Linked DNA regions of Homo sapiens: region 2 is linked to region 1. A link is a loop called in an ENCODE intact Hi-C map of the cell type or tissue named here. Cell type or tissue: heart right ventricle. All regions are shown on one strand. Each heading gives the region's core, and the rest is flanking DNA. Links, peaks and the distances in the headings are about the cores only. Region 1 overlaps EFEMP1 (EGF containing fibulin extracellular matrix protein 1). Region 2 overlaps MIR217HG (MIR217 host gene).

Region 1 (12,863 bases), core at 2,087-10,086:
TAAAATGAAGATCATTTCAGTGTTACATACCTGGGGCCATGTATAGATAGAGTTTTCGAAATTAATTGTTTCCATTAGATATCATCTGCCTCAAAGACAACAGATACTCATCTACACCAAAAAGAAGTTGAATGAATGGGGAATATATTATAATCTGTTGATGGCTCACTTTAGTTTTCTACACCTTTATTGCATAGTCTCTTTCTCCTTTTTTTTTGAGACAGAGTCTCACGCTGTCACCCAGGCTGGAGTGCAGAGGTGCTATCTTGGCTCACTGCAACTTCCACCTTCTGGGTTTAAGCAATTCTTGTGCCTCAGCCTCCCGAGTAGCTGTGACTACAGGCGTGCACCACCACACCCTGCTAATTTTTGTATTTTTAGTAGAGATGGGGTTTCACCATGTTGGCCAGGCTGGTCTCGAGCTCCTGACCTCAGATGATGTGCCCACCTCAGCCTCCCAAAGTGCTGGTGTTACAGGCCTGAGCCACTGTACCTGGCAATAGTCTCTATATAATCTTTCTAAAGGAGATGGAGTTAGAAATCACTAGATGAAGTTGAGAAAGGATTTTTTAAAATCATATATAACTTTCTAAGACTTCCATTCCTGTATTAAAAAAAAAAAGTCATTTGGGAACTGACAAGAAAGAGAAAGCATTGATTGCCCTAATTGAAGAAACTTGTTTGTTTAATTGAACTTTAAAAAAATTAAAACACATGGCATTTTGCATACCTGGTAATTAAGCCACTAATAAACCCTGTCAGGACTTACAGGCATGACTACTAACTTGGTAAAGAAACTGTGCCATCGAGAAATGAACTCAGTACGAATGTCCAATAAAGTTGATTGTAAAACCAAATCGAGTACAGTACCTGGCTTATGTTGTATAAAGTATCATTGAGAAATATGAAAAAAACATACCCTAGGGTTTCCACCATCTCTGTCTACCAGGACTGTCCAGTTTCAAAACCAAAAGCTCCATGTTCCTGGAAATGCCTTTGTCCCAGGCAAATAGGATGGTTGAGCCCCTAGCATACCCACACAGCCAAATCGCCTGCACCTCACAGACAAGAGTGAAGAAGTCCTAACGTTAGAGCCATTTTTTCAGGTTGAGGCATTGCTTGTCCAGTGAGACTATTTTTACAATTTGTTTTGTACTTTCAAAAGACAAACTGCATTGATTTTTAAGTAGTTGGACAGAGTCTTTCTTTGCAGTTGTCGGGATCCCATTTGCCAGTGTGCCAATGAGCAAGTTTCTACATTGTTTTAGATGTTTTATGTGTAGGATGCCTGGACATTAGAACCTGCACACTTAGTTATGTGTCATATGTGTCATACCATGGGAAAGTTAGCAATCTTTTCACATTCCCACCTAGAAAAAATTTCACCACACAGCCAAATTAAATACTATGTTTCACCTATAAATTTTTCAGTTTGCTAAAATTTTTATTTTTTCCAACTTTCAGCTATATTTTCAATCATTTTATTTTGTCATTATTACATGTGATACAGGAGTGATTAGAACACTAAAAAATACATATTTGCCTCCTGTAAAGTCTAAAGGAACAAATTACAGTGTACATAGGGTTCAAATTTAAAAACCTCTATAGTCTTAGGCATCATCCATTTATATTCTACATATTTCTTTATAAACATAAGGGTAACTAAACTACTCTTTTGAAAAAGGAAGAAGTTATTATCTGTACATCTACCTTTGCAAAGAGGAACTTGAAGTAACATATACAGCTTCTCAGATGCTAGGGATATCTTTCTTTGACTTCTTTCATTTTAAACTTAAGTGATCTTATATCCAGAAGAGAATTAGAAAATCATAGTGTAACCAAGTGGCTTAGATACCTGGCATTGTCATTACCAAACAGCTTTCAAACACTGCCCTTTTGTTGATTCTCATTAATGTCATTAGGGTCGCTGGCTGCATGGGTTAGTTTTGTGAGGAAATGCCTAATTTTTCTTCCATATAATTATACAGCCCAGTGAAGACCTGTGATCTCAGAAAATAGATATTTTGCAAAAGGAAGACTATAATTGAGTAAATTATGATGTTAACCTTAAAAAAAAGTACTTTAAGCAGTAAGAAAAATGGGCATTTAGCCTCCTTACAGTTCTTCATTGTTTTTAGTTGTTAATTATCTCAAGTACCTGAAAATTCTCTTAAGTTATATAAATGGATAAGAGTTGAGTTTACAGGGGAGAAAATTATTTTTCAAATAAGCCGATGCAGTGTATGGAAGTAATTGATTTACTCCTAAAAAAAATCTAGCATTGTTTCATAATTTACTTTTCAATATGCTGCAGCCATTAAATTTCTAGTCAATTTATGTCATTTTCAATACACATTTGTGAGCAGTATTTATAGGTATCTGATTCATACACAGTCAGAAAGTGTTCTTAAAATTGCTTCATAAAAATTGAATGACAACCGTTAGAGGTGGAAGGATAGAAGAGGTCAGTATGATCACTCTCCTGCAGCAGGACTGTGCTACACACCTCCCTAATTCAGTGGGTCTCAAAGTGTAGTCCCTAGACCAGATGCATCAAGCATCATCAGGTAACTTATTAGAAATGCAAATTTCCCAGGTCCCACCCCAGACTGACTGAATCAGAAACTCTGGGGCCAGCACCAGCAATCTGGTTCTGGGATTATACTGTTTTAACAATATATTATATAACATATATTGTTATAATAAGACAATTAAATATATTGTTATAACAATATAACTACATATAGTTATATAACATATAACTATATATTGTTTTAACAATCCCATAATATGGACGCCTACTCAAGTCTGAGAACCAATGCCTTAACTTAATCTTAACTTCTGCTATATAAATCAGAGGGCAGGGTCAGAATACTTCACATGGGATATGGGAAGCAGTGAAAAGAAAACATCAAAAATATACATTCTGCCTCTAGGGTAAGTTAGTATTTCTATTTTACTTTTCTCACTCTTCTTACTGTCATCACCAATACTCCGATTCCTAAACATGGGTGGCCATGAGTCCTGATTAAGACTGTATCCCTGAACCAAGGACATGATGTATGCAATCTAAAGGAAAAAAGGACATATTAACAAGAAAACAGGATACACATCTCTATGAAACCTACAAATATGCAATCATATAACTATTCTTAAATTGTCAGTAGGTGAGACTCTAATTTTTATTCTGGCTATGGCAATGACTGATGCTAAGTGATACCTATATCTTCTATAGGGCTCCTCCTTAAGTTCATGGCACAAACTTGTGAGATGAGGCAATGCTGTAGCGGTTCGGTTTGTGTAGAACCACAAAAGAGAAGGAGATTGACTCTGACTTTGACTGTAAAGTATCCTTCAGTCACCAAAGTGATATGAGATCCTTTCAATATCAGATGCACAGCTAACCATCTCTTTCCATTTAGACTCTGTAAATATCAGATATTTGAAGAATATTCACATAAGCATCTTCTTTCAATTTAAACTTTATAAGAAATTTACTTCCCATCAAAGACGAGGAGATTCTTTTTAAGACTAGTTAACACTTAATCTGTGGAATGAATTTCCTCCTCCCCATTGAAGCAAGAAGGAGATTAGAGTAGAATTGCAAGCCCGGGTAACTTCAGGAAAGTGCACTGGTACTGGCTCATTATTTATTTATCCAGCAGGAAGTCTCAAGCTATATTCCCTGAAATCAACAAGTTGCCCCTTTTGTAAGGATTGCCTTTGCACGTGTTGAATTGCTGGCACAATTTTATTCTTTGAAACCAAAGAGTAAACAAAAATTTTCCCAATGTGTTTGATTTTACATGAATGTACAAATAAGTAATTCACACCGCATCTGAAATTCATTAGCATGTTGCTTTTTCCAGGAGGTAATTGCAAATCGCACACTCAAAATAAAACTGATCAAGAAAACTGCATTTCAAATATTGGCAAAAGAAAATGCTGTCATTGCAAAAATTTAAAAAGAATTGCAGGTTTGTAGTTTAAACTGAAATGATTTGTAAACATTTAATAAAAATGAAGTGAATAAATGACATGAAAGGAAGGCTGAATGCTGAGCTGTTAGCATAACTACAGATTAAAAGAAGAAACAGCTAATCAATGTATATAAATGTGTACTAAATAGACTAAAAAGCTTGAGATTTGCACTAAGTCAAATTCTAAAAGTTCAACTACCTTTCAAATGATTGTACATCTATCCCATCCAGGGTAACTAGGCAGTATTGCAAGTGAAATTGATCAAATGGAACATAAAACCATTCCATTAGAGTTCAGTGAATTCAGTCAAATTTGAGAACCACTTTCTGCTGTAGCTTAATAGAGTCAAGGTAGAAGGAAGGAATGCTCATAGTCTTTAGGGAATTTGTAATAATTGTCCCATGAGTTATCAAATAATAAAAGAAACAAACAACAGTTCAATAAAGTAACATGAGACATCACTGGAAGTACATAATGAATTGCCAAAAGTAGATGTAAAACTAGTATGTGACACAGGTAGCACCACAATTAACTAAAATACATATTTGGACAGAAAAAGAAAACGTGTTCTCAGAAATGTGGTTAAGGACAAAAGTCTGTTTCCTCGCTGGAATGGGGCATTTGGGAGAGAATGATGAGGGGACATTGGGAAATCTGACAAGGAAATTAGCATCCAAATATCAGAGGAAATAATCATACTGTAACTGCACAGAACAAGTGAGAAGCATTGTATCATGTCCACATTCCATCTGTCCTAGAATGATTTCCCAGGAGAGGTCCCCAGAAACAGTGTGTTTCTGATTGGAATGCTAGCAAGATAAGGTGGGGAAGAAAACCAAATCAGAAAGAACAATTGATGAACCACTTTGCAGAGCAAACATCTATGACTGGTTCCATCCTCCGTAACTCCACCAAAATGCTAATGAATTCATTTAGCTCTGTCTAAACATATTCCAGAACTGCATTCTGTTTTACTTATTATTGAATAGGCAATTAGTATATGTTGTTTGTATAAATGAATAGATTTTAATCATAGGAGAACTCAGACTTAAACCATCCTTGAAAATAAGCTACCAAGTACCATGTGTATATAAGGTATATTTCCCAACTATAAATGTTATACAATATTAGTGTGGTCCATCAGTAATTATTAAAAGAGACTGTCCTGTCCCTTTTAACATGGAGGTCTCAGATACCTTGTCCCCGTTTTAAGCTTATGCTACTTGAAAGAAGGATTCATAAAACCTATTCTTTATATCCTGGATTACTAGGTTTTCCATAAATATTAGTGACTAAACAGGTTGGTGTTATTCCTAGAGGAAGACTAGTAATTGGGAACACTAGAATTCTTTTTTATTTTCCAATAAGCCATTTAACCAGGGAATGCATTTCTGTATCAAATACATCCTTTTTCAGAAATCTCATGGTGAATAATGAAAATACACTTTGGTTGGGAAAGTGTTAATATTTATGATACTTGAGGTCAGATAATCATAAGCCTGAAAAATATTTTTGTTTTTATAATTTTATTTTTAATTGAAAAATATACATATTTATGGGGTGCAATGTGATGTTTTGATATATGTATACACTATGGGATGATTAAATCAAGCTAATTAACATAACCATTACTTCACTTGTTTTTTTGCAGTGTGAATATTTAAAATCTACTTGCTTAGCAGTTTTGAAATATACACCATATTATTATTAACTATAGTCACTATGCTATGCAACAGATTTCAAAATCTTCCTGTTTAACTGAAACTTTGTACCCTTTGATTAACGTCTCCCCATCTCCCCCCATTCTCACCCTCAGCCTCTGGTAACCACATTTTTCCCTCTACTTCTATGAGTTTGACTTTTTCAGATTGTACATTTAAGTGAGATCATGCTGTAATTGTCTTTCTGTAAGGGTAGAAAACATTGATGTGAGCTCTCTGATACTGCGAAGAAACTCAAGGCTTTTGATGAACTTCTGTAAAATAAGATCAAGGGAGAAGGACTCTGAGCAGTCCATCTTACCTTGGACATTTCCCTGGCTAGAAATTATCCTTCTCAAATTTGTTTTTAGAATCCAAGAAAGTCACTTAGTTGTGTACAGGTGATTTAAAAGAAGAGTTTTCTGATCTTGTCCCAAAGTAGAGAAGCTCGGGGGAGCTAGATAAGTGAGAAGAAAAAGTCATAGCTCTCAGGAACCCAGGAAGAAAGAACAGAGCTTACTGAGAGCCCATTGAGAACTGTTAACTAGCTGAGACTTGAACTGTAGGTGAAATAAGAGTGACGTAGGGAAGGGAATCCAAGACAGCCATAAAAACTGCATGTGCTTTTATGTGTGCCTAGTTAAAATGAGAATCATGACAGGAGCTGGAACTGCATGTAGTTAAATCGTTGTGGGGAAGGTGGTGAAATAAGTTTTCACTCTAAACAGCCTTGTGTGTTGCAAGGAATCCAATCCTACTCCCTTGAGTGAAGCCACAGAACACAATCCAAAGTGGGAAACAACTCATGGGGTCCAACTCACTGCCCACCTTGCAGACCAAGTCTGTCACAACCCGGGTTAGGGAAGAATTTTTATTCAATGATGATGTTAGATTTCCCTTGTGAAATATTTTGCAGCAAAGCCCTCCTCTTGTACATACATTCACACCAGCATGCCATTAAATTAACATTTTTACTATTTTCTGAAAACTTATATATCCCAATATTTTCTAATATACCAGAATGACAAAGGGCAGTGTAAGTCTGTTTTTCAGAGTTTGCTGTTTAATCCTCAGAATCGTATTTTTACAATTTGTAAATGTGTGATATCAAAAGATTCCACTTCTAAAAAAGAAAAGTATATCCCAAGAGAAATAACTAAAAGACACTTTAGAAACCTGCCTACGTAGGCTAAATACCCCTTTTCTTGCCTAGTTTATTCTAACTATTTATGCCCACACATGTGCACACATACAGATACCTATTCAAGTACATGCCTATACACATGCATATGTACAAACATGTGCACACATTATTTTCAGTAGGAAGGTACCATGTACCAAAATGAAACTGATCATAGTTGATGATGCTTCTGAAATGACTGAATGCAGAGAGAGGTTTCCTCTCATTATTCCTGTAACATTAACACTGGAAACTGCTTTCTGAATACATGTGTTTACCTATCACAAGAGAACAGGACACCCTGGACAGTTAACTACACTTTTTGCTGAACAAAGAATTGTGTTAGATGGATTAAATAGAAAGTGTTGACAAAAAAGAAGTGAAGGTGCTGAGGTATAACCTCTGAGGCTTTGTCATCATATACTTCTGCAGCAAGATGATCATTTCATTACTAATCTTTCTCAGAGATTTGCCTGGATTTCATCCTGACCCACTATTTTATATTGAACAACTTAATTTTTGGCAAAATTGACATTTTTGATGAACTATCGTTTAAGGTGGATTCAAAAATGACTTATCTGGGACTGAACTGAATCTCCAAGCTTTTTCATTCTTCAGACTTTGGTAAATTATATAGTCAGGAAGTAGTCTGAAATAGAACTCCACTCAACAAGCAAGGCAGAAAATTCCAGTCATTCATTATGAATTAAACTTTGCAGTAAAAGCTGTGGGCACCTTTTGTTAAAACAGTTCATGTCCTGGAATATCAGAAGAATCTTAATCCAGGGAGGGAGCCAGAAAAAAAAGTCCTCCCATACAAGCTGGTAAAGATGAAGGGTTTTGGCTGGGCATGGTGACTCAAGCTTGTAATCCCAGCACTTTGGGAGGCCGAGGCAGGCAGATCACTTGAGGTCAGGAGTTCGAGACTAGCCTGGCCAACATGGTGAAACCCCGTCCCTACTAAAAATACAAAAATTAGCTGGGCGTGATGGCACATGCCTGTAATCCCAGCTACTTGGGAGGCTGAGGCAGGAGAATTGTTTGAACCTGGGAAGCAGAGGTTGCAGTGAGCCAAGATCACACACTGCACTCTAGTCTGGGTGACAGAACGAGACTCCGTCTAAAAAAAAAAAAAAAAAAAAAGATGCAGGGCTTTGTTCTGAACTTCAATCATATGACCTCCCTCCTTCAGTGATTGTCGTGGGTCAGGGTGGGGGGTAAGCTAATGGTAAAAAGAAACTAAATGGAAGAAGGAAATTTAATTGTCGTGCAATTTAAGCAGATAATAATAGTTCTGTAGAACAGGAAAGATTAGTGAACAGCTCATTCAAAAAAATGTTAAATAGCAAAACTATTGTAAATTAGAGCTCAACTCTAAGTAAACTGAAAAATATTTTCATTGATTTTTCAGTTTAAGCAGAAAAATGGATTGTGTAAGCATGCCAGAGCATTAGTTTCCAGTAAACCAACCTATCACAGAAGGTTAATACACCAAATGGACTATTAGAATGTCAGTCTGTTAGAAAAAGAGCTTATACTATCTAATTTCATTGTAAAAACTTGGCTACAAACAGTATTAGGATTCTAATAGAGCTTTAAAGAATTATTGGAAAATCAGGCTGGGCGCGGTGGCTCACACCTGTAATCCCAGCACTTTGGGAGGCTGAGGCAGACAGATCACCTGAGGTCGGGAGTTCCAGACCAGCCTGACCAACACGATGAAACCCTGTCTCTACTAAAAATACAAAAATTAGCCAGGGGTGGTGGCATGCGGCTGTAGTCCCCAGCTACTCAGGAGGCTGAGACAGGAGAATCGCTTGAAGCCGGGAGGTGGAGGTTGCAGTGAGCCGAGATTGCACCATTGTACTCCAGCCTGGGCAACAAGAGCGAAACTCTGTCACACACACACAAAAAAGAATTATTGGAAAATCTGTTTACAGTATCAAAGTCAGGAACAGGCAGACTTTACACATTACCAAAAGTATTATGAACTTACTATGAAATTTTCTTAGTAAAATACATAGTTTCTGGTTTCAGATTAAAGGAAAAGTTTATAGTGACAAGAGAAAATCAGGAAGACCTTAATAAAGAAGATTACACTAATTATTTAAAAATGTGAATGGTATTTTTCATTTTCTCCATAGCTTCAAAAAATTGAGTAAAAGTCCTGAGAAGTGGATAAAACTAACTGCAAGCAACAGACCTGTTTATTTTTCAGTGTAAATCTTGATAGGCTGAGAAGATAGGAAAAGAAGAATCAGTGCAGGTTCAAATTCATACCAAGCCTTTGCAGTTGGAGATCCTAAGTTTTGTAATTATTCTAATAGGTAATATATTATTGTTATGCCAAAGCTGTTGCTCAGCAAAAAAAAAAAAAAAAGAAAAAGAAAAAAAAAAAAGCCACTATCCCTTAGAAGAGAAGAAATAATTTCTCTGTCACAGTTAGGTGAACCTCTGTATTTAGTCAAGGTTCTCCAGGAAAACAGACCCAATAGGATACATGCAGAGAAAAAGAGGGAGAGAGATTTACTGTGAGAATTTCTCATGTGATTATGGAAGCCAAGAAGTCTCATCATCTGCTGTCTACAAGCTGGAAAACAAGGAAAGCCAGTGGTGTAATTTGGTCTAAGTCTAAAGGGCTAAAAAGGGTGTGGGAGATGGGAACTGCTAGTGTAAGTCCCAGAGTCCAAAAAATCTGAGAACCAGGAGTAGCTCCAATGCTCCTTTCTTAAGGGCAGGAGAAGATGGATGTCCCCTCTCAAGAAGAGAAAAAGAAAATTAATCCTTCCTCTGACTCTTTGTTCTATTTGGGCTTTCAATGGACTAGATTACATCCACCTGCTTTGGTGAGGGCCATCTGCTTTACTCAGTCAATTCAAATGCTGTCTATTCTGGAAACACCATCACAGACACACTCAGAAATAATATTTTAACAGCTATCTAGGCATCCCTTAGCCCAGTCAAGTTGACACATAAAATTAACCATCACAAACTCTTAACCACAAAGATCACAACTGGGTAACAGCAATTGCTGAAAATTCATGACTTGGTGTTGCTTGCCTATTGGTCAATTTAAAAAATATATACTGCATGCTATTATCATGAAAAACTCAAGCTATTGATGGTACTTCCTGGATCTTCTGCAAATCTCAAGTTTCAGTGACACTCACCCTCTAGCACCACCTACCACCACCACACAGCACTCAAGTATGAAAATCAGTCTTCTAAGGAAAAAGCAAAAATTCAGGGAGTACCTGCTAGGGTAGGGGCCAGGACTATATTCAAACATACATTTGTGGAGAAAAAGCAAAAACGGAGCAAACAACTGAGCCATACCTTTATCTTCCAGGCGCTGCTTCTTACCCTGAAAGACAGGACCCCCTGTAAGAGAAATGACAGGCAGAAAAAAAGTTGTGGAATGTAACTGGGAGGGAGAAAGAGAGCAAGACAAGGGAGTTGAGGACAATGAGCAATCACAAGACTATACCAATCAAAAGTAGATTCTCCTAAAGTATCTCATAAGATATTGTAATTACCAACTGTCCACTCATATATGTATGTATACATATATATGTATACATGCATATATATTTGTATAAATGCATATGTCCCTCAAAAGACTGATGAAGGAAAATAGAAAAGGTGACACCTAATAAATTGGTTTTGCTGTTTTTATAAAATTGGCTAAAGAAGTCTTTAGATTTGGGATTCAATTGTTTAATATGTTTTTTAGAATCTCCTGTGTGTTATGCATTATAGATTAGTGCTTCTCAAATATTAATGAACATATCAGTTCCCTGGGGATCCTGTTAAAATGAAAATTCTGATTCTGGGTAGGTCTGGGTTAAGGCATGACATTATACATTTCTAACAAGCTCCCTGGTTTTGTTGATGTATGCAGAACCTGTCTTCCAGTAGCTGACAGTATCCTTCCTACCAAGAAACTGATATGTCTAATGGATTCTTCATCTTCTACTTTCTGCAGCAGCAAATGGGGTATAATCTGGATAGAGTCAAATTTGCATGTGGTTACTTTTCAAAAATACATTTTTCTCCTTTGGTTAGATACTGTTTCTCCAATACAAATTACATTGTAACAGCTATAGCTATAAATCACAGATATTTCCCTCTCTTACTAATTAATAGAATTTTCTCCTGTAGTGGAATGTTTTTATGCTTGAATGCTCAAGAGGATTCCAGAAAGTAGTCTTTGGCAGCAAAGGGTGGTGGAAACCCCATGAAACTAAGCAAGAGACAAAAGTTCCCATTTGGGTCTTCCCCTAAATGACTTGCTGACTTTATTAAATCAGTTTATCTTGCTGGATAGTTTTCTCAGCTATTAAAATTAAGAGTTGTCCTTTCAGCTCTTACTTGAAATTATTTACAAAGAACAGGAAAGAGAAAGAGACAGAGAGAAAATGAGTGCACTTTGTCTAGGCTGTAAGCCTTGTGGATGTATGGTGATGATATGGTTCTTGATTGATATATGCCTGGCATTTAAGCTGTTTCCATTGATAGTTCATTTTTGCCTTTTGGATGGCATTTTTATCAGGAAAACATACCGAGGCAAGTCAAAATCCACCTTGGGAAGAATGCAGGTGCATTCTGTGATTATAATAGAATTAATGACTCAGAAGCAAAAAACCAGCTGGTTCTAATCACCTGAATCTTTATTGACAAAACAGTTCACACCTACTACTAGTTGTTTGCTAAAAGTCTGCACCAAATCACTGAAGCTTTAAAAGCTAGATCACTGCAGTCTTTTCCCCAGGCACTGACATGGGTAATTACGGTATTGTGGTTCATGCCACAGCCCCAGACTTCATTTCAATCCTAGCTTGGAAAGGAGTTATTTTTATTTTGGTGCGCAGGAAATAAACTTTTTGCATATATTAATATAACCCCATGTAAAATGTAAAGGTGCCAGCACTAAATGTGACCAGCCCTTTGTTATGTTCTTGATTCTTGAATTAAGGTTTCCCATCTTCACTGGAGACGAGTGCCTTTCGGCAAAGAACTATCTGTTTAAAGTCTGAATTAGTTCATTTCACCTTTTGGAATTTCTTTCAGCCTCCAACTCAAACCATGCTTACAACCAAAGCCATGAGTCTTGCCTGAGTTTACGTATTATTTTCCATCACATATGAACCATAAGGAAGTCTATGTGCTAGTTAATCTGTTACTGCATAACAAATTACTCCAATGCTTAGTGACTTAAAACAACAAACATTTATTACCTCACCTTTTCTCTGGGTCAGGAATCAAGTTGTGGCTTAGCTGGGTCCTCTGACTTTGGGTCTCTGACAAGGCTGCAGCTCATTCAAAGCTCGACTGGAAAAGATCCACTCCCTAGCTCAAATACTAGTGGTTGCTGGCAGGATTGACTTCCTGCCTCTGTTTCTCATAAATTCTTCCACCTTCAATTCCTTGCCACATACACTTCTCCATAGAGCATCTCACAACATGGCAGCTTTCTTAGCAAGTGAGGGGGCAAGAGAAGGTTCCAGCAAGAGAGAGGATGCTAATAAGACCAAAGTTAAGAGTCTTTAGTAACCTAATCATAGAAGTGGCAACCCATCAATTTTGCCATATACTGTTCGTTGGAAACAAGCCCCTGGTGTGAATGCCAAGATGTTGGCATCATTGAGAGCCATGTCAGAAGCTGCCTACCACAATCTAGAATTAAAATTCTCCCTGAGTTGACTCCAACCATTTAGAGTTAAACCTAGAATTTTAAATGATTTCAAAAAGCAAAATAGGAATTCAGAGCAAAATATACCCCCTCCCCAGCAGTGCAAGAGGCTGTATGACTCATGCAGATAGGCAGCCTAATGGGTGTGGTCAGTAGCACAGGCAAAGAAGAACCTGGCTGTTTCTAGAAGCTCCTTTTGAGTAAACGTAGCCTTTTCTTCACTGACCTGAGTCTTCTAAAATGCTATCAATCCTCCTCAAAAACACTCATAAATGATTCCATCTCCTTCAATTTTAAAACTAGTTTAAAG
Region 2 (12,863 bases), core at 2,794-10,793, 58 kb before region 1:
AGCAGAAGAGGATTTTGATAATCAAGTGGATAAGATGACCTGTTCTACAGATACCAGTCAGCCTCTTTCCCCAAACACCCCTGTCATCACCCCGTGGGCTCATGAACAAAGTGACCATGATGGCAGTATGGGGGTATGCACGGGCCCAGCAACAAGGGTTTCTACTTCCCAAGGGCAAGCCAACCGTGGTCACTACTAAGTGCCCAATCTGCCAGCAGAGACCAACACCGATTCCCCGATATGACACCTTTCCCCGAGTAATCAGCCAGCTACCTGGTAGCAGGTTGGTTACACTGGACCTCTTTCTTCATGGAATGAGCAGTGTTTGGTCCTTACTGCAGTTATCACTTACTCTGGATCTGGATTTTCCTCCTCTGCCTGCATTGCTTCCATCAAAACTACCATCTTACAGAATGCCTTATCCACCCTCATGGTATCCCACATAGCACTGCTTCTCATCAAAGAAATCTCTTCACAGCAAATGAAGTTAGTCACCACCGGTGCCTTTCATATGAAGTAGCAGAAAAAGGGAAGGAAAGAAAACAGTTAATATCCAAACATTGTTCTGTTCAATTGGAAGCTGAGACTCCTTGGGGCTCCTAATACCACTAGCAGGCAAGGTGTACTGGGCAAGGCCATTGACCTCAGTTACCAAGGGTAAATCAGGTTGCTGCAGCACATAGTAGGGGCAAGGAAGACTGTGTCTGGGAGCCAGGGATTTCGTGGTACACACTTCAGTAGTCCTATGCCCAAAAATACTGATCAGTGGGAAATTATGGTAACCGAATAAAGATAAGATCACTAAGAATTTGTATCCCATAGGCATAAGGTTCGATTAACCCCACCAAGTAAAAAATTCTGACCAGCCAAAGTTCTGGCAGAGGGCAAGGGAACATGGAATAGGTGGAACACAGAATTAACATAATGATTATCAACATAGGACATATGACCAGCTACAGAAGCAGGGACTACAGCAGCCCCCAATTTAACAGAATTGTGACGTATGTTCCCTGGCAGAAGTCATCCTCTCTTAGACAACAGGATCTCCAAACCCACCCATCCCAAGGTTTTAAGGAGAGGGAATGGCTAATTAATTGTTTATTATTATTATTAGGTATTTATTGTTATGATGATTCTTAGGTATAATAGTGAAAGAGGCAATTTCTACCTCCACCCCTCAAACATGAAAACTGCCTGTATTGCCTGATGGATAAACAGCCTCCTCCTCTATAATGTTCTTTCCTCAATCTTTGCATTGGTTTGTTTCTAGACTCAGCTCAAATATGATCTCTTCAAAGTAGCCTTCCATGACCACCTGTCATCTAAAACAATGCACTGTCTCCATCCCTACAATCATTATCTTGCTGCATATTTTATTTCCTTCCCAGTATTTCACAGGCTCTGAAATTATCTTTTTATTTCCTTGTCTATCCCCTTTCTTCCCCCACTCCACAAAGCCTGTGACTTTGTCTTATTTCTTCAGTACTTAGAACAGTTCCTGGTACATAGAAGAAGCTCACAAAATATTTCTCAATAACATAAGGACTTCTGGCCTCCAAGAATATAAGGCAAGAGAAAACCATGTACCAAAGTTCAAGTATGAGCCCTTCAAGTATGATTCCTGCAGAGGGGACAATTCTTTTGCTACAAGGAGAAACTCAAGAGGATAGGTGTAGAACTGACAACTATTCTAAAATATTCTGTAATTATCTGTATTTTCTATCTTAAAGTGACAATGATGGAATAGGATTCAGAAGGGAAATATTTAAGCATGCTGCTTTGACTTAATTATAGGCACAAAATGAAAATTTGGATTTTTGAGAGAAAGAACACTAGAAGCGGCCCATACTGACTCTAGTGTAGCCCCTCTTTGAAAGAGGCAAAATGAAATTTGGAATGTGTAGTTTCGGGGTGCTGCGTTGGAAGGACTGTAAAGAAATTTGTGAGGGCTGTGAGGACAACTGTGTCTTATTCTCTATATCATGCCATCACTCAGCAAAGCTCACAGCATTAAGGATGAGAGGTGGAAGCATTTGAGGAACTTTATAAAATGTGTTTGCATCCACATCGCAGAAGTAAAGCTGGGCTACACCCAGCAACTAATTTCCACAGTGGAAAATGCACCATCTGAGGTGCATTTCATTTCCTGGGAGGCAAATGACAAACCACAATGTAATTTCTCACACGTTTGACCGAAGAATCCCAATACTGTTGTGTTCATCTGGACCAGAGGCACAGGATGGGCATGTCTGTTCCCCATTACTGCCTCACTGAACTGGATGGAGGAACAACTTGGGAATGGGGACCATGGCCCATGTCATGTCAATTACAGATAGCAAACCTCCCACACAAGTACCCTAGTTTATAAATAATAGGCCCTCTGAGAACCCACATGACATCCTAAGTGCTGGATGGTACATCTGAAAGCACTGAGAGAGCTGAAAATCACAGACAGCCAAGTAAGTCCCTGCTGAATACATATCTAAGGAGCTTTGCATGCATTGTTTATTCCAGCAACTTTATGGAATAAATTACGTACAACAAATTAGTTTCAGATGGTAGGATATGAAGAGCTGATGTGCTGTATAAAGGAAGGTGAACTCCCACTTTTGACCCAACCACTTCCCATCTCGGGCATCTCAGACTCAGAATTCAGATGCAATTCATTTCTGAAATGCAGTGGAGATCAGAAAGTTAATAAGTGATGAGGTTTAGAGATTTCAAAAAGAAATTTATGAGTATTGTTAACTCATTATATTATCCTATGATTTCTGGTTGTTATATGTGAAACCATAGGTAAAATTGAACCCATCCTTCCTTCATTCCTTCATTATGCACAGCAAGCAAAAATAAATGTCTTCCTGACATTTCCAACCTGCACAGAAATTCCATAATAGATTCAACTCAACACACATTTAAAACCTCACTGCCTACCATACTGGGATGTCATCAAATTACTGAAAGAGACATAATGTCTTTCTCTATTCACCCTGAAGTCATAAATTATTTTTTAAATTAACACAGTAAAATTGACTTATTTTGGTGTATAGTTTTGTGAATCTTACTACATGTATAGATTCATGGAACCAACACTGCAGTCAGGGTAATAATTCTAGCACCCCCAAAATTGCCTAACATTATTACTACTTTACAGTCCCTCTCCTACTTTAAGCACTAGCAAACCACTGGTCTGTCCTCTGTCACTATAGTTTTGTCTTGTCAAGAATGTCACATAACTTTTGTCATGTAACTTTTCACTCAGCAAAATGCCTTTGAGATTCATCTAAGTTGCTCCATGTCTCAATAATCTGTTCCTTTTTATTGCTAGGTGATACTCTGTTATATGGATATACCACAGTTTGTTTATCCATTCACCCTTTGGAGGACACGTAGTTATTTTCAGTTTTTAACAATTACAAATAGAGCTGCTGTAAACATTTATGTATGAGTTATGTTGTGAACATAACTTTTCATTCTCTTGGGTAAATACCTAGAAGTGGGATTGCTGGGTCACATGCTACACGTATGTCTATAAGAAATTGCCAGACTTTTTACAGAGTGGCTATACATAATGTCTTTTTGATAAGTAAAAATATAAAAACTATTAAATGACCCCCGACAGCTTGTTTACTTGTGTTGAGGGGATTCCGATAGTTATTCACCATGATAAAATATTGTTCTTAAAATAATCAGAGGCATTTGACTTCATTTCTTTCTTTTTACTTTTAAAGCTTCAATTAAGTCTTTCATATTTTAATGTGATTTTTAAAACAAAATTAGGTGCTTAACATCGTAGAAGCATAAGGCCTTGAGGAAGCTACTTATACATGAAGAGATTTTAGTCAGAGAGAACTAGGAGAAAATTTCATCATAGCAATATAACCCAGTGTCACATGTATCAAGTCCAATTTTCAATTCATAAATAAGCCTCCCCCTCCCTTCCTCCAAAAACGTCCACCCCAAGCTAATTACAGAAGAAAAAGGAACATGAACACCAGCCAGAAAAGATTCACAGTTGCCACTCTTTAGTTGCTACTTTAATGGGAAACACATGTGCAAGATACCACCCAGGAGACAACTGACCAATGTGCTCTGAAAAATGGAATGTCACAAAAATGAGCCACACAAGATGGCTTACTCTATTGAATAGGCTGAACACATAAAAATGTTTGATACCATTTTGTTCTTATATAAATATGGGGAGGTCCTGAGATGAGATGCTGAGACAGAAATTAATTTGTAGCAACAAAGTTGAAAGGCAATGATTTAAATTAGCCCTCGCTTCTTATCTCATCCACATGCCCCACAATAGTTGACCATCATATTTGGAAAGTACTTAGCAAAGTTTACATGAGGAGAAATCCTGCAAAGAAATTGGAAGAAACGACAGAGTGGCGATTGTTCTTATTAAATAACAACACTAACACTCATTAGCTACCATCACTACAAGTAGCCAGTTCTGTTCTGAGTGCTGTATGCACAGCATCTCATTATATCCATAATTTACAGGGTAGAATTATCTCCACTGTATTAGTCAGCTAGAATTGCCATAAAAAAATACCATAGACTGAGTGGCTTAAACAACAGAAATTTATTTCTCATGGTTTTGGAAGCCAGAAAGTATGAGATCAAGGTGCCAGCTGATTTGGTTCCTGGTAAGGGTTCTCTTCCCGGCTTGCAAACGACCACCTCCTCGCTGTGTCCTCACATGGTGGAGGGGTGGGGGTGGTACGGAGAGAGATAGGGCGAAAGGGAGAGTGACAGAGCTCTCAGGTGTTTCTTCTGATAAGGGCACTAATCCCATCATGAGGTCCCCATCCTCATGACTTCATTTAACCCCAATTATCTCCTAAAGGCCTCATTTCAAAATACCAATACAGTAGGCTTTAGGGCTTCCACTCATGAATTGTCAGGGAGAGTCAGGGAGGAACAGTTAAGTTAATAGCATCCACTTTACAAATAAATGATGTTTCAAGAGAACAAGGAGTTCACAACAGCTCACTCTGTTGGCAATCAGCAGAGTTTGAACTTGAACCCAAGAGTATCAGACTCTAAGAGAAAAATATCTACTATTTATTGACTGCCCACTAAGTGTCAGGTGTATCTATACAACATCTCTATTCTCTATGGGAAATCAAGTTTTTCCCATTATTCTTCCGAGTTGTAGATATGGAAACTCTAGCCCCAAATACTTAACCAGCTATTCACAACCTACCATCTAAGCGTAACATACTGCATAAAATTTATCCTAGTGCTTATCAAAGTGAGGCCCCCATCATTACCTGGGAGCTAATTAGAAATGCACATTTTGGGACCAAACAGCAGACCTACCTAATCAGGAACTCTATGGTGGTGTCCACAATCTGTGTGTTAACATACCTTCTAGGTAAATCTGATCCATGATAAATTTTGAGAACCACTCGTTTGTTCTATAAATTTATTAAAATAACTAGTACTTTCAAAACTCGATAATAAGTGGTATATCCAGAATTCATATACAGGTCTGTTTGGTTCTAAAGCCTGTGGCTTTCTGCTATACTATACTTCTTCCATCCCAGCTTTACAAAGGGAAGATCTGTGATTGCAGAGCCCAGTTCTGAATTCTGCTTTGCTGCTGTAATTCCGATCAGTTCTCCTACCTATAAAAATGTGATACAGGGAAATGTCCAAGGATAATCCCTGAGAATTCATAACGCTGCTTAATACTAACCAAGAAACACCTTTGGTTCAAACTAGAAACCAAGCTTTGTGAAACTTTTATTTGGGCCGGACAATTTTGTGTTCCATTTAGTGTAAATGAGAAACAATCCAGTATACGGAAACAGTAAGTATGGAACAAAGTTACCTCTTTTAAAAAGAAAAAAAATAATTTTATCCCTCTTTGACTGTTTTTAATCATGTTTAATCCATCTAATTGATCATTGCTTTATCTACATGTTTTCGCTGTATAATTACACCATTTTCTCCCTCCAAGGAACAAGACCATATTATATCCCTTTATACAATCTTGATAATTTACACAAAGGAATAAAAATCTGCTTATAATAAAATGGAGATTTCTATTTCTAATTTTTGGAGTGGTAAATGAAGGTATCTGATCTCACACCAAGTGCCTTTTAAAATCATTCGCAAAATAAAAGCACTTTGAAAAGGGTTATTTCCAGTGCAAATATAGTCACCTGCTCTTGTGATCAATAAACCTCTAAAACATTATACTAATATTTACAGTATTAATGAACATGTGCACAAAGCCTTTTTACACGTGGTAAAACTCATTTAATCATCACACACATGTGAGGTAGCTTTTGGGATTATTCCCATTTCACAGATGAGGAAAATGAGAATCAGGGAGGGTAAGTAACTTGCCAGAGCTCCTTCAGCCAGGAAGTACAGGACTCTAGATATTAAGCTTATTAAAGAGCTCTTGCTGAACATTGATTCAGACACTGACACTTGGCTCTGGATGGATGGGCTCAGTGTTGCTCTGCATCTGGATTACTTCCAAAGGTCCATCTGTGAGCCTGCCTGACCCCCGGGATGGGGCGGCGCAGCCTTTGCAGCCTTGGCACTCCATCTGGAGAGACTGAAAGGGAACAGCAAGGTGGTGACTCAGTGGCCTTGACTGTCCCTCAGTCTCCTGGGAGACAGAGAGCAAAGTGATAAAGTGACAGAGTGGGAACTGTAGTTCTCGTTTCTCTATTTGTTTTCCACTTGATTCTTAAAAACAGACCTATTAATCATTTAGTTCATGACTGGTAATTCCACTGACTCCCAACACATTTGAGTCAATGAAGCAAAAACTAGAAAGTTGTGTGTTCAAACTTCTCAGATGGGAGAAGAATTAAAATCCTTTGAAAACATTTCACCGGCCAGCAGAAAGACTCACATGTTTTTCTGCTTCAGAGTTGTAGATGGATGTGACTTAAGCCCTAACTGGGAAAAACTTTGTGTGATTTATAACAGCAGATAGATATTCTGAGTAAGCTTCTCATACTCTTTTATTCCACCTACCAAAAACAAAAGCTGTTTTCAGCAGAGCCCAATGAGGTGAAAAGGGCTTTCCAAGGAAACTGTTGCGTGTGCTTCTTGATTCTGTCCTGATTTGGGAAGTTCATCTAAGCTGAAATTACTTTGTGGAGCTGACAGGAAGTTTGTCCAATGACTTTTGCCTTTCACAGCCCTGCTCTCCTTATCTCTACAGACACGCTTCCCACTTTCTTTCTTTTCTGGCTCCCTTCCTCCTTCCCTTCACACACACCTTCACACCTCCCATCTACTCTGATTGTATTAATTGATACCATAAAGAACACTGTTATAAAGGGAGGCACAAGTGTTGTAATATTTGAGGGGCTTTTAGTGCAGGAATTAAAGGCTAATACTTGGCCTGGCCAGACCTATCATTGCATGCTATGTCCAGACTCTCCAAAACTGTGAGAGCCTACTTTGAGTCCCTCTTTCATATCTTTGTAGCATTTGAGTTCACTGAATATGTTGGGAGCTTCAGATAGAAAAGGACCCTATCCCTCCCCTCAGGGAGCTGATGCTTGCCCAGCAGGGACAGTAGGTTAATGAGGAGCAAAGCTCTCCCTAGTTAATCTGGCTCCAAGTGTAGTGTGATGGGTCCCCTACCAGGTTACTTAAGGGTATATGTCCACTGCCTGAACCTTAAAGGCCAGGTGGTGAGCTAAGGCTGTCGTGCCCAGCCGAGGAGCAGGTGTCTCTGAGAACACAAACATACCAAGGAAAACAGTCCCATCACACAGGCACAGTAGGCAAAGAGCCAAATAATTAGCTTAAATGAGAGATGGGAAGTGGGATGAATCTCTAGAGCTGTCCTGCTGCTGCCCAGGAGTGCTCTGTAAGTAAGTCTTAATAAACCCATCTACTCACCAAGCTGGACTTGTCCAAAACATTTTGGTCTCCTGATACCTTCCCAGTTTGGGGGGTGGGTGGTGGGGAGGAAACATTACAGTCCTAAGTTTTTCTCATAACACCAAGTGGATTCATTTAGAAGGCAATTTCCTAGCAAACATCAAATTCACAGCTCTCCCTGGATCAAGAGTGGTAAGCTTTCTAGTAAAATGATCTGTTTGGAATCAGATCTACTTAAGTCTAAATCCCTTTTCTGCCTTGGACAAGTCACTGAATCTCATTGAGCCTCAGTTCTCTCTACTATAAAATGCAAATGACATCTAACTCAAGACTCTACATGAGGATTAAATGAGGAAATGTTATACAAAGCACATGGCATAATTCCTGGCAAACAGGAGATACTCAATAAAGGGTAGTTTCCCTTCTTCTTCCTTCTCTCTTCCCAGACCTCACAAGAAGAGGAGTGTGGCCTCTTAGTGAGATGATATAAAAGAGACTCTAACAATATTAAACACTTCAGTAGCACCTACTACATCCCAGGCACTATTCTAAGCACATCTGTATTTCAGCTCATATAAGTCTTCCCTAAAACCCAATAAGATAAGAGCTATTATCATCTCTACTTCATAAATGAGATAGCAGGTAACTTTCTGAAGTCACACAGTTAGAATGTATGTGATGCGGCTATGATTTGATCCCAGTTTATCTAGCTCTTAACTATCACATTATTAGGAAACAGATAGTGAGAGAGGTGCTAACTGTATCTGGAACTCAAGTACACAAAACAAGCAGTCCTCAGACAATGAGCTCTGTTTGATTTGCACAGTGTTTTAAAAATCAAGTCTATATTTCTGACTGCTCTCAAAAAAGTTGGAAGATCTGGCACTAGGCAGCTCACATACTGATGTGGCAACAAGCCTTTGACTGGTGGCTGCTGTCTGGACTGAGGTCCCCAGTTCACCAGTCTCCAGTACTCACAGTCGTATTACAGGGCCGGCTTCACTTTTGACCTGCACATACATTTGAGCTTGTCGTCCAGAATTAGGTAATGATGCTAAACCGTAAAGACACAAGAATCGTGTTCAATAACGTGCACCCAATGGTTAAAATGTTTGAATTAAATGAAGGAAAAAAATGAACGTAGGAAAGAGGTCTGCGTGAAAAGCAATCAACAACCAGGTTCAAACACAACCACGCAGAAAATGCCTGGATAAGCCTTTGAGCCCTATGTGCAGAAATTGTAAACTCCTGCTCTTTTCCATATCTCCACACCTAAATAAAAACCTGAAAATGCAAGTTTCCTTACAGTCCATGGAGCAAAGACTCTTTTGCCTTCAATGTTAAATGTGTTCCTCTTTGGCATAGCTAAAAGAGGGAGTTTAAATTTTCATGTACTACTTAACCCAAACAATATTTTTTTCTCTCTCTTTTTTTTTTTTAGCTCTTTAGGCCTTAATGATTGACATGATCTTGGAAAACAGGTATGTAGCAAAACTCTCCTAGAAACCTGAAAGATGTGGCAAGAAGAAAACATGGAGCCTTTTCTGAACAAGCCTATGAGAGAAGAAGAATCACTTCAATTTATTAAGTGTGGATTCTGGGGCTAAAGAACTTACCTACAACCACACAGCCAGCAAATTACTGACCCAGCATATTCTGAACCCAGGTCTTTATTCTTTCCAAAACTTCACAGCACCTTCCTCAGAGCATCTCTACATGAAAATCTGTATAAAGAAGTGATCTGTGGTGTCGCCATTTGTATCAAAATGGTATCACAAACTTATTTAAAAGGCTTCATCTAAAAGTCTTCAGAGTTTTGGCCAGGGAAGAGCTCTAATATCACACATTAATAACCTTACCTTTGTAACATGTAAATTGTTTTTTGTTTTAACATCTCAGTTTCATTAAACTGAGACCAGAAAGAGCCATCATCTTTTTACCAATTTGTAATCATTTTATTGTGTTATGGACCTGCAGCAATGCTGACTATATTTACAAATCTGTGAGTGAAATTTTAAAACCATTTTCCTCTTCTAATCTCTCCCATCCTGCCTTCTTAGAAGCACACAAAGCATCTCAACCACTCCCAAATTCCCTGTTGGAATACCCTTAATGATTCTGAAATATTTTGTTATTCCCCAAACACCTCCCTAAGACGAATCACTGGACTCCAGGCTCTTCACATTGCCAAGTTGAATCGAGTTCAAATGTTCTATCTAACCAAACTCTAACTTACAACAAAGCCACATATAGTAGATGATGTGTAAGATATTCCGAAAATACCAAGGCAACAGGGAAAAAAAATCTGTGTCATCAAGAGGTCCTCCCAGAACTTCTTGTAATCTAGAATAATCAATTTTGTCAAGCTCCTGTAACCTAATCATAGCACACATGTGTATATATGTATAACTAATAACATAAATCAACTTTCATTTTAATAATGTATAGCTTAAGTTTTCTCACATCCAAAACAATTAGTGTTGCCAAATTTAAGATTATTTCTCTACTTTAGACATCAGAACATGCACAAGGACTTGAGGAATAAACAAATCCAAGAAAACAATCTTAGCCTGATAAAGTAAAAATTTTGAATAAATTCATAAATCATTTAAAACACAATCTTGTTAAATTAGCTATTTCATAGTATGTTATGAATGTAAAAGCAGAACACAGAAAAGGCATTTTCCAAAAAGATATAGGACTTAGTAGGATTTCCTTTTATGTTAAAAAATGGCCCATGGAAGAGCAGTTTTCAGAATGACCAGGGCATAGTCAGACACCTCTTTCATTGGAAGCTTCACCAAAGGGCACACTTCTCCTGAACTCAGAGTTTTGAGTCCAGACCCAGCTCTTGCCAAAGTTCACTGGGAGTTTTGCTAAGCTTCAAGATGATCCCACCTGAAAGCTCTTTGGAGACAAAGTTAAGGTAAGTTCCCCTTAATATTTCCAGAACCATATGAACATATAAGCAAACTGTGTAAGGCTACGTAGAAATGATTGAATTTTAATTTTTTCAAACTACAAACACTTTAAAGACAAGGATTCTCCTCTATACTTATTTTGTAGTACTAGCACCAAGAATAATGCATAGTACATAGTTGATACTTAATAAATTCAATACTTGTATGAATAAACTGAAAAATTCTCACAAGACCATTGGGGGCAGTTCTACTAATCTCCCTGTAGCCCTGCAATTTTCAAAGGCTTCATCACGCAATTCCCCTCACAACTTTTTGGTTCACTAATCATAAAGCCACACGGACAGAAAGGAAAGAAATCCCAGAGACCAAAAAGCCGTTTGTTTTGTCCATCTGGTCACATATTTATAGCGTTTCAGAGCTAAAAGTGGTATTAGAAGTTGCCTTTGAACAGTCCCATTTTACATGTGAGAAAACTAAAGTCTAAGCTCTTGGGTGAAGTGACTGAGCCTTGATCACCCAGCTGACAAGCACCAAAGCACTTCCCGATATTATTTCCTCCATATTCCTCTGCAGTTAGCCCCCACCAACTCCACCAGAAAGTATTTGTAGACTTAGGTATTTCCTTTAAAAGCCTCAGATGACTTTACTTGGGGTGTGGTGGAAGGGACCACAATTTTATTATAATTTACCAATAGCCAGGAGTTTTGTTCCACTAAAACATATGTATTGACTGATCTGCTGAATCTTGCTTTGGGGGGAAGGTGTTTTTTTTTGAGCCCATCTGAAAATGTTAAATGTTTCATTACTCTTAGATTATTAAATGAATAACTCCAGGGAAAAAATGTATCATTGTTTCTTATGAGTATTAAGACAAAGAGGCAAAACTTTCCATTTGACCACAAGAGGGCAGCTACAACATTTCCTGCTAGGTCTTTGGGGTTCTGAACTACGATCAACTGGGCATTTGGGGACTCAGCTTGCCATAGACTCCCTAATAATACCTTTCAACTGAATTCCCAATATGTCACAAAACATTCTCTCATGGTGTTTCCTGGGACGGTTTTTGTTTTGTTTTTAAAGAAATTATTTTCCAACTTCTTTCCAGATCTACAGAGTCCTCTGCTTTAGAACTCTGTGCCAAAGTTACCATCTACAAAGATCTTTGGAGACCAATAAATTGTTAGGCTAATTAGAAAACCCACAGAAAATGTTTTATTTTAATTAAGTTTGACCCCAGATAAAAATAAAAACAGTAATGATTATCTGATTCCACCACACTTAATAAAGCTTGCTCTAAGTGCTTCACGGGATTTGCCAAATATTTGCCTCATCTCAGCCTTCATTCGTCATTCCCATTTTCATGATATCCTAAAATCTTTCAAGTCAAAATTTATTGTGGAATTTTATCACTGAGCTAAACGGTGGGAGGTCTGCAAATAAAAAAGCAGAGATTAGTAATAGCTACATTCCATATTCTTATAGTTGCACAAAAACATAAATTCAAACTTAGTTCATCTGTTAGGTGCATAAAGAGTGGGGAGTTAATTTGAAAAGTAAGTGCTAGATTTTATATGTATATATGTGCATGCATCTGTGTGTAGGTGTGGCTGTGTGTATATACCCATTAATTTTTTTTGTTTTTTCACTAGTAATTATATATAAGTAGTTTGGAAATTTACTATTGATGTTTGTAGATTTTGAAGATGTACATAGCGATGTATTTCCTTCACATTTACCGTGAAGCCTTTCCCTTAACCATCTTATTTAAAATTGCAACCCCTGTCCCCCCAATCCCCACATATCCTGTCCTCATTCCCTGTTGTATTTTTTCTCTTATCAACATTTGACATACTTTATATTTTACTTGGTTTTTGTTAGTCTCCTTCACAAATAACCCCTCCCCAACTAGAATAAAAGCCCTATGACGAAGACAGAATTTTTTCTATTTTGTTTATTGCCATGTCTTCAAATCTTACAATAGTGCCTGACACATCAGAGGAGCTCAATAATGCAGCAACATGGTAAATTCACAAAAATTGAAGCATTTTTACTAGAAACTGATATTTTAAA

Evidence for each region. A loop is a pair of places that touch in the nucleus more often than their neighbours do. Peaks named below come from ENCODE experiments on the same cell type or tissue, not always from the same donor. Only the 100,000 strongest peaks of a DNase experiment are listed, where the experiment ranks them.
Region 2: it touches region 1 in a loop (8-fold over the local background); 3 of 110 quality-filtered maps call a loop at or near these places.

Annotation. Positions count from the first base shown.
Region 1 is chr2:55,901,364-55,914,226 of GRCh38, reverse strand. All of the region lies in intron 5 of EFEMP1 (EGF containing fibulin extracellular matrix protein 1), which reads left to right. Among named protein-coding and RNA genes, the nearest start is that of EFEMP1, 16 kb to the left of the region's middle. In heart right ventricle, for the core only: no CTCF peak of the experiment used is centred there; no DNase peak of the experiment used is centred there.
Region 2 is chr2:55,960,333-55,973,195 of GRCh38, reverse strand. It overlaps MIR217HG (MIR217 host gene), which reads left to right. Exons shown (of 3, transcript NR_126406.1): 3 at 9,314-9,790. The region is part of intron 3 of LOC105374690 (a long non-coding RNA gene); the gene reads right to left. Among named protein-coding and RNA genes, the nearest start is that of MIR217, 16 kb to the left of the region's middle. In heart right ventricle, for the core only: no CTCF peak of the experiment used is centred there; a DNase peak (open chromatin) is centred at 6,548; H3K27ac peaks cover 1,855 bases.